Regions from separate parts of the Homo sapiens genome. Here all the other regions are linked to region 1. The links are chromatin contacts, found by Hi-C in ENCODE. All regions are on one chromosome and are shown on one strand. The core of a region is the stretch at or near the end of the contact, and the rest is flanking DNA. Distances in the headings are between cores, read along the strand shown.

Region 1 (2,952 bases), core at 144-2,643:
TGCTCTCGGATTTAAAAGAATTGATAATGCTGTGGGGAAGAGGTTCACACAAAAAAGCAATTACAGGAAGAAGCTCGATAGTATACAATACACTGGTACAGAGTGTCATAGACAGTGCCACTTTCATACGCTGGATTTTATTTCTGTGGCAATGGGATGCTTGGGAGGAGCCGCACTGTGTAGAGGATTTGGAGAAGTGGGGTATTGTGGTGGGAAATTGCTTTCTTTCCCAGGAGGTAGGAGGAAAACAATCAAGGAGGTGGACAGGATGTGCACTCCATTAGAGCAGCCACCAGAGCCTGACTTTTTGATAAGAGAGTACATCAGTTAGGATAACGGTTAAAAGTATCTTTAAAAGACTTTTGCTTCAGGATGAATGATGTGGCCTGTGTGATTCAGCGATAAATTCAAAAGCCTTGTCCCTATTGTGGCTTGCGGCCACATTTCGAACCCATTTTTCAAGCATGTTAAACCCAAGCGCAGCGCAGAGGGCTGCACATGGGGCAGTCACAAACCAAGCTCAATAACCTTGCTGGTGGGGATGTGTTGGATACGCTGCTAATGCCTGTTTGCGACAATGCTCGCTAGTCCCGGTGGTGGCGGTGTTCACAGGTAACAATGTTTACCACCGTGAATGGAACTTGTTTGATTAACCCTGATCAGAGGATGAAAACACTAAAGAACCAAGTGAGAAAGAGGGAAGAGAACCGCATAGGGAAGAGCAGAGCGAGTAGACGAGCCGAACGCAGAGCCCGCGAGGGGCGAGTGGAAGCTCCCTGCGGGCAGGTACCCGACCACCGCCCTGCCCTGGGCGTGGCGGCCTCGGGCTCAGGGACCGCTTCGGCGCTAGACGGCCGCGTCCGGAGGAAACGGGCGCTGGTGAAAGCCTAGGTGTCCTGGTCCACGCGCGCAGCCGGACGTCGGGTCCAGGGAGAGACGCGGGCTGGGGCGGGACGGGACCCGGCCCCTGAAGCGCGAGGGTGGGAGTGAAAGCAAAGAGGAGAAAAGTAGAGAGAGAGGACAGTGGGGCCCAGCGCCGCGCGAAAGGCAGGAACCGACCCGCGGACAGGAACGGGTGCAATGAGGTCCCCGGCGAGCGTGGGAACACAGGGTTCAGCCTCCTGCGGCGGGCGAGCACGCGGACCCCAGGGGCGGGCGGGTGCGACAGGACGTGACCTGGAAGCGCGGCGCGTGCCACCGCCCTGGAGCAGGCATCCGGCCTCCGTGGAGCGGGCAGGCGGGCCCCGGGTCTGGAGCCTGCGACTGGGGAGGGCGCCGCGTCAACAGCAGCGGTTGCGGGGCGGGGCCGAGTGCGCGTGCGCGGCTCTCGCGGGCGGGGAGCAGGCGGGGGAGCGGGCGGGAAGCAGTGGGAGCGCGCGTGCGCGCGGCCGTGCAGCCTGGGCAGTGGGTCCTGCCTGTGACGCGCGGCGGCGGTCGGTCCTGCCTGTAACGGCGGCGGCGGCTGCTGCTCCGGACACCTGCGGCGGCGGCGGCGACCCCGCGGCGGGCGCGGAGATGTGGCCCCTGGTAGCGGCGCTGTTGCTGGGCTCGGCGTGCTGCGGTGAGTGGCTCCTCGCTCCCAGCCCTGCGGCTGCTGTCGCTTCGCCCCCGCGGGCGTGTGGGCTGCGCCCCAGCCAGCCCGGCGGCGCCCTGAAGAGGGTGGCCGGGGCGCAGAACACTCGGGCCCTGAGCGCCCGAAGTGCAGACGTGGGAGGGCCCCACGGGGAATCGGGCGCCCCCCTTCTTCCTCCCTTCCTTTCCCTGGTCGTCTTCTTCCCCCTGGGTGAGAGCGGGGCTCATCTCCTCCACCCGGTTCTCCATCTCCAAATGCACACACACAGGAAGACTCCAAACCGCGCACCTCGCGCAAAAATTAACTAGCAAGAAAGGGCGCGATCAGAGGCAAGGGGCTGCAGCTGCTAGGGATCCCCTTCTTTCGCACCCCTCTCCCTTCTCAGTGCTTAGACGCATTTGGGGTTGAGGGAGGGAGAGTGGGAGGGCCCGGGCCTCTTGCGATGGAAGTGCGCATTTTGGCGAAGTCGGTGAGAAGGGGTTTCTGCCGTTTGCCTCCCACATGAACATAGGAGCGAAGAGGACGTAAAGGACACAATTAAGTTTCATTTTCAACTCAGCATTCAATCAGAAGAATCTTCCGGCCGTGTAATTTTTGCTGTCGTTTTTAATCCTAAAAATAAGCTTGCTGGAAACTCTTCCTTTCTCGTGACCCTCACGCCCCATCAGCCACTTGCATACATTCTAAATTGTACGTTGAAGTTTTTCCCACTTTATTTGGGGGAACCGTTTTAAAAGTAATCTGGTTTTCGCCTGAAATAGGAAGACAGTAACCTCCAGTCAAAACATGTGCAGCAGAATGGGATTTGGTGTTTTTCGACGCCAAAGAACCTCCACCCCCCCACCCCCACCCCGAGCTTTTGGAATCCATTTCGCTTTTGTAAAACGTGTGCTTCGTCTGTAAAAACTGAGCAAGGAATAGAAACATTCGTAGCTCTACAGTGAGTGCCTGTCACACTTCACATCCATAGAGCCTTTTGTGAACTTTTATAAGATTCAGAATTCAGCTTGAGCACCAGTGACAGCAATTGTTACATTTATTCTAGAATGCTAAATTAATTCGATTTTAAACTGATTATTAGCCTCGGTGTGCCGTTCCTAAAGGCTTGTGACTTTAGGTATTTCCAAGATGCCCTTAAGTCTCTGCTTACCACTTTCCTCCCTCCCCGAGCATCCTGGATGTTGGGACTGTGAATCCAGGTCTCCGTTATCTAAATGGTTGATGTTAGTGTTTCCTGTCATCACGTTTAGTATGCTTGTTGCCTTTACTATCATTATAGCTAAAATAATACTGCTTTCAGAGATGTGTTGTATAATCGCATAATAATTTCAGAACGCCTTCATATTGAACCAGATATGAAGTGATACAGTATCATTTAT
Region 2 (3,053 bases), core at 388-2,887, 3.5 Mb before region 1:
TTGAATCGGCCTCATCAATCTGCGTGGTCAGGATAACATGGGCACTGACCTTCAGTCCAGCATAAAGGAGACATGCTGGGCTGTGGGCTATGAATTGGGGCTAAATGAGTTGAAGCTCATCTTTACCTTGTTCCACCCCACCTAATCAACCCTTAGCCCTCTCCCAACAAGCAATGTCAGAACTCCTGCTTGTCTTCTCATGTCCTGCACTCATTTTGTTTTACGCCTTTGCTTATGATGCGAATGTGAAGATCCATTTCTCATCTTTCTTCCACCTGAGTCAGTATTTTCTTCCAGACCCTGCATGAAGACTTCCCTGATCCCCCTTCCTTTCCCCCAGCACTCACTGACTTTTCTTACTTTTCAGCAGCAGATACATGTTGATAAAGGCAGAAACTATTGGACAGCAATTGAGGCACCTGAATACAGGCATGGCATGACTAGCAAAGGGGTCAGAAGTTGCTATCACAAACAAATCACTGGAGCCTTCTCACTGTCTTGCAGACTCTCTCTGGCGTTCCCCTGTTAACACTAGAATCCAATGCCCCTATCAACTGCCGAATTTCTGATTTACTTTCTTCTAATCTCATCTAATGACATGTCTTCTGGGTTGATCCCCCACCATTTCTGACATGCTTACTCATAAATCAGTAGTTTTGTTGCATCCCCTGGTCAGTTGCTTCCTTTACCCTGTGCCCCTCAATGTCTGATCATCCACTTGCCGAAGATCAGTTATGTCTACCTGGGGTGCTGGCTGAGGGTTAGAGGCAGACTGGACCTAGTGTTTTACTCTAAGTATCCAGGAATAGAAAGACCCAGATAGTGAGGACCAGCTAAGTCCTTAGAAAGGGCTTAATATTAAAATCAACATCATCAGGTCTAAGGGTCATGTGCAGACATAACAATAGGAGGCAGAGCCAAAGGGACTGATGGGCAGTAAAACAGGAGGCAAGGCAAGTGGGTCACACAGGATCGTAAGCTCTGTAAGCAACAGGAGCCCTGTCTGTCTTGTTCATCACTGTATCCTGTACCTCAAAAGTCCCTGACACATTGTAGGCGCTCCATACTTATGAGTTTCATGAATAAGTGTCTTGGATGATTGCCACACCGGGTTGGCATCTCTTAGGCTACGTAACTCTTAGCCAAATCATAGCCAGTGAATTGAAAGGCACAGGGCTCTCTCCTCAAGGCGACGGAAACTCCTGAATTGTGTCTGTACAGCCCCACCCTGGATTCATCAGTTGTCTCTGATTGTTCCACATGGACTTGTCTCATCTTGCCACTTAGCTTGTCAGCCTGTCTTCCTTGAACTGCGCTGAGAATGCAGCTGGGACTCAGCAAACACGAATTGGTTCAGGTTGAATTGAGCTGGGCTTCCCTGGATAACTCTTACAGTTTGTTATGAGTTATTAAGTTCTCCTCCCCTCATTAAAGAATATTGCTTTCATGACCTTCAACATTTGTTTAAAAAATATCCTTTCATCGAGGAAAAAATAAGAATTGGATGCTTGCAGCCAGACATGCAGCTTCGTAATGATGACTGGATTATAAAGCTCATTACATCTTAGAATTCGGAATGAAACCACAGCCTTTGAAGTTGGTTTCCGTGACATACTTCATCTCACTTCCTTTCTTCAAAGAACATGCAAAGGTGAATCCTACCAGCTTCTGAGGCAGGAAGTCATCGTGTGATTTCACAATTACCCTCCAGTTTGCCAAGGCAAAATTTGGATTTTTCAATAGTAATTCAGTGATTATTCCAAAAAGATAAGTTTATTTAGACATAATCTGCCACTGGTTTAACATGAGTTTTATTGACATACAAAATCAAACAGAAAATTATTCCAAACATAAACTATTGTTGCCATCTTGACAGAAATCCAGATTTGATTTTGTAAAGTAAGAGATACCTACTGTAATTACACCTAAGCCTTGATCTAAAACAAGTCTTCTTGGCCTTGGCACTATTGACATTTTGAACCAAATAATTCTTTGTTGTGAGGGCTGTTCTGGGCTGTGTTGTACAATGTTTAGCAGCATCCCAGGCCTCTATACACTAGATGCCAGTAGCACCCTCCTACCCTCATTGTGACAACCCAAAATGTCTCCAGGCACTGCCAAAGGTCCTCTGGAGTGGCAAAATTACCCTGGTTGACAACCACTTATCTAACACAATCCTCAGGTCCAATGTGGTGGAACCTTGTTTTACGGAGGTCTTTTGAGTCTGCACAGACTTCCCAACTACATCGTCTTAGTGTGATAGTAGATCAGGTGGCATTTTTCCCCCCTGCTTTTTAAACAAATATGGTACTTGACTGTGCTTTCTTTCCTTCATTAATACTAAAACTATATTAAATTGTAGGCTTCTGAAGTGTAACAACTGCTTTCTTTTGCTTTGAATTTTGTCACAGAAGAATTGTGTTTGTAAGCACTGATATAAGCACTTAGTGTATGTAGACTAACCCCATAAAAATGCAACTAGAAGAAATTCATGTCTGCTTTTAACTAGCAGAATATAAATGCCATGAGGACATTTTTTTTTTCAGTTTTGTTCATTGCTGTATTCACAGCACCTACAAAGGTACCTGATATATAGTAAGTGCTCAATAAATATTTGATGAATAAATAATACCACTTTCTTTCTAAAATAAAGTGGAATGAGGTCCTTCCCCCATTTCATAAAGGATAGCATTTGGAGTCCTTAAACTGGGGCTCAAGGCTTTGTTTACTTTGCATTTTCCAATTTTCATCCCTGTTTTTTTGGTACACAATACCACCTCTTTGATCCAAACTTATCTACTGATGCTTTCTCAAATGCCCATAAACATCTTTGTCACTGCACAAATGCTCACTTTGTTTTCTCTGTTTAGAACGTTCTTTCGAGCTCTCCACTGAGTCAAATATATACAATACATACTTCAAAGGTCAAGTTATTTCATCTCTCCCGGGTAACATTTTCTGAGCCCATGAACTCACAAAGAACTTTCAAAGTCTAATACTTACTGGTTTGTACCTCTCCCTGGGCATTTTAATTCTGTAAGGTACACCACCTT
Region 3 (2,757 bases), core at 42-2,541, 4.0 Mb before region 1:
AATCATTCTCCATTAAAATTTTTCATTATTTTCTACAAAATACAAATACACTAAGGTTCACATTTAACATGCAGAAAATAAAGAGGAAGAAGAGAAATCCACTAGTTTCACTAGTTTAAGGAACAATCACTAAAATGAGACAATGATCTATAGTACATGTATCTTCTAGTTAAATAGGAAAGCAAATTCACATTATCCAGAGTCCTGGGTCATAAAGAACTCAAGTCAAATCTAGTCTGAGGCAGACACTCTGGCTCGTGCCCGCACACAGCTGCCCTTCACACTGACTTTAACCCAGGGCTCATTTAACTGAGAGGCGAGATCTCTCACAATACAGCACAAAACTCTTTCTCCTGGTAAATTTCTTTTCCCAACAAAACAATCAGTTCCCTCACAACAGGCAATTCTGTATCTGTAGACAACCAATACAGTTGCTAATATTCCTCCTACCCCCCAAATAGCTGGCAAAAGCTTCCAAGAGTTTATTTTCAAAGAAGAGTGGTTCTTCTTGTATCACAACCATCTGTAACAGGATACACAATCATTGCCTGAAGACACTGAGTCCCACAGGAAGGTTTGTAGCACTAGGCAACAAAAAGCCAATGCGTAATATCCAGAGCAGATATTAAACAGCCTTAATGATTCTCTAATGGAAGTTTATAAAAATATAAATGGAGTGACTATCCAAAGTGATAGTAGTGTGCTCAAAACTCACAGAGACCCATATTTCCAAAAAGGTGTTCAGGAATCACAGGAACAACGAGGAGCTGCAAAATAATGAAGAAACACATAGCTCCCGTCTGTAACTAGCTATATACATAGATTTCAAAGTAACCTTGGTGGTGTTCCTAAGGCTGGCTGGCTAAGATACTCAGGTACAGGTCATGGAAGTAGACACAGAACCACACTGCTGAGGTCTTCTAAAGTGCCTTCCTTTTCTTCACAGCCTGGCTTAGAGGTAGATCAAATCGAATGGTGGGGGGGAGGAGGATGACTTCAGTGAATAATTGGCTTAGTCTTCGTAACCTGGCTGCCTGCCTCTCCGTGCTCTACCAGCTCATGCTTACGCGATCCCACCTAAAAGAAGACAGTGCACCTCTGCACTAAAGAAAAAGTAGCCCAGGTGGGTGGAGTGCTTCAAGAATAGCAGTGCCATGATCACGCCACCGCACTCCAGCTAAGCGACAGAACGAGACCCTGTCTCAAAAAACAAAACGAAACAAAACAAAAACAAACAGAATACCAGTGACCTCCAACAGTGGGACATACCCGCTGACCCTATCGCCCCCACCCTAGCTGGCTTCCTGCCTTTGTCAAGACTGGACCCAGCTGAAGCAGTGCTCGGGAGCTGTTTTACTGGGCTTAGAGCCAGACTGTAGAATCGGGAGAGAAAGGAGTCTCCACCCCTCTGGTGTTGCTGGTGCTTCTGTATTAATCCACAGAATCTTTTCTGCAAAACAGAGTGAATTCCCTTCATCTCCAGGACTTGGTAGAGCACTGCTTTCAGACAGAGACCAGCCTCCATCACTTCATTCTAAAAAGAAAACACAGATGAACAAAAGTTACTGATTTTTAAAACCACTATTAAATGCTTACGTTTTCATTTCATTTCATTGAATTTTAGTGTAAAATCTTAGATAAAATTGCAAGGTTTATACATTCCTAACAGAGGAAATTTAGTCTTCAGTCCAACACACACACACCGCTCTGAATACATTTCAAAAGGCAAATGACATTTATTGTTTCTTGCTTATTTGTTTGGGTAGGATGCATGAGAAATAATTTTGATGATGTGGTTTTTGGGTGCTAAGGACATTTTAACATCCAGTCCCTTTTCATAATCTAACCATAAACTCTAAAATTTCCGTTTTTAAAACGTGTAAAATATACTGTGAGAAATTCTGATGAGAGAAATGGTGTGAACCCTAGGGCACAGCAGGTGCAGATGCAAAGCCCCAAGCAGACACAACACAGGGGGAGCCCGCCGGGGTCTACAGACCAGGAGTCCAGCCTCGCCACCACTGACAGGACTGACAAGATTCACTATTCTCCCTACCTGGGGCTTTTTCCTCTTCTCTCTCACAAAAATCCTGGTTTTGCCCTTTTTCCCTACTCAGTCTACTAGCTGACTCCTTCCCATGTGAGAACAGTACCAAGTACCTCCTCTGTGTCCAAAATAACTCATGATGCTGACCTATTCTTCGACCTTTGTAAAACAGACTTCCCCCTCCTAGCCCAGGGCCCCACTCATCTAGGAGGTGAAGAAGACCAAAGATAGGGAAGGGTGAGGGATGATGGACTTAAAAAATTCCTTTATCATTATATTTTAAGTTTTTATTTTTATAAGGCATCCAAATATGCATGCAGTCAGGTCAAAATAATCGCCGTATTTCCAAATTAGAGAATGAGAAGCAAACACACACAAAACCCCTCAGGAATCTAAATTACAATCTAATTTTGGATTCTGCTTCTAAAGCGCACATATACAAACCCCAAATGGACCATAGGCTGGCCTCAGGGAAATACTCGGAATCCCTGAAATTGTCTGTACAATTTTGTGTTGTGGGGAGAAGTAGGTACATTTTTTTTTCCTGGGGAGAAGGTACACAGCTGTCTTCAAATTCTCTAAGGAGCACACAAACCAAACAATTTTAAGAATCTTTGCTCTTTGAAGACTAAGAACATTACCATTGTGGGAAACTAGTTGCCTGGGTAATCACAGGGCGGGGATGGTAATCCCCCAAGCCCACAGCTCAT

What was found. A loop is a pair of places that touch in the nucleus more often than their neighbours do. Pooled maps may share reads with other maps.
Region 2: a loop to region 1 is called in a pooled map, with 6 times the contacts of the local background. The contact joins the enhancer-like site here to the promoter of CD47 in region 1. A Hi-C loop is called at or near these places in 5 of 50 pooled maps.
Region 3: a loop to region 1 is called in a pooled map, with 2.7 times the contacts of the local background. The contact joins the enhancer-like site here to the promoter of CD47 in region 1. A Hi-C loop is called at or near these places in 2 of 37 single-sample maps with no recorded cell type and 2 of 50 pooled maps.

Annotation. Positions count from the first base shown.
Region 1 is chr3:108,089,472-108,092,423 of GRCh38, reverse strand. It overlaps CD47 (CD47 molecule), which reads left to right and starts at 1,393. Exons shown (of 11, transcript NM_001777.4): 1 at 1,393-1,561. The coding sequence starts at 1,516. RefSeq lists silencers at 780-839, 850-899, 920-1,669.
Region 2 is chr3:111,608,940-111,611,992 of GRCh38, reverse strand. All of the region lies in intron 8 of CD96 (CD96 molecule), which reads right to left. Among named protein-coding and RNA genes, the nearest start is that of ZBED2, 15 kb to the right of the region's middle. RefSeq lists a silencer at 1,514-1,563 and an enhancer at 956-2,155. Within about 2 kb of position 1,637, at least 5 of the 41 ENCODE cell types and tissues checked have a DNase peak (open chromatin) inside an H3K27ac peak, as active enhancers do.
Region 3 is chr3:112,115,419-112,118,175 of GRCh38, reverse strand. It overlaps C3orf52 (chromosome 3 open reading frame 52), which reads right to left. Exons shown (of 6, transcript NM_024616.3): 6 at 1-1,534. The coding sequence ends at 1,530. Among named protein-coding and RNA genes, the nearest start is that of MIR567, 4.0 kb to the right of the region's middle. RefSeq lists enhancers at 1,985-2,044, 2,601-2,690. Within about 2 kb of position 1,291, at least 3 of the 41 ENCODE cell types and tissues checked have a DNase peak (open chromatin) inside an H3K27ac peak, as active enhancers do.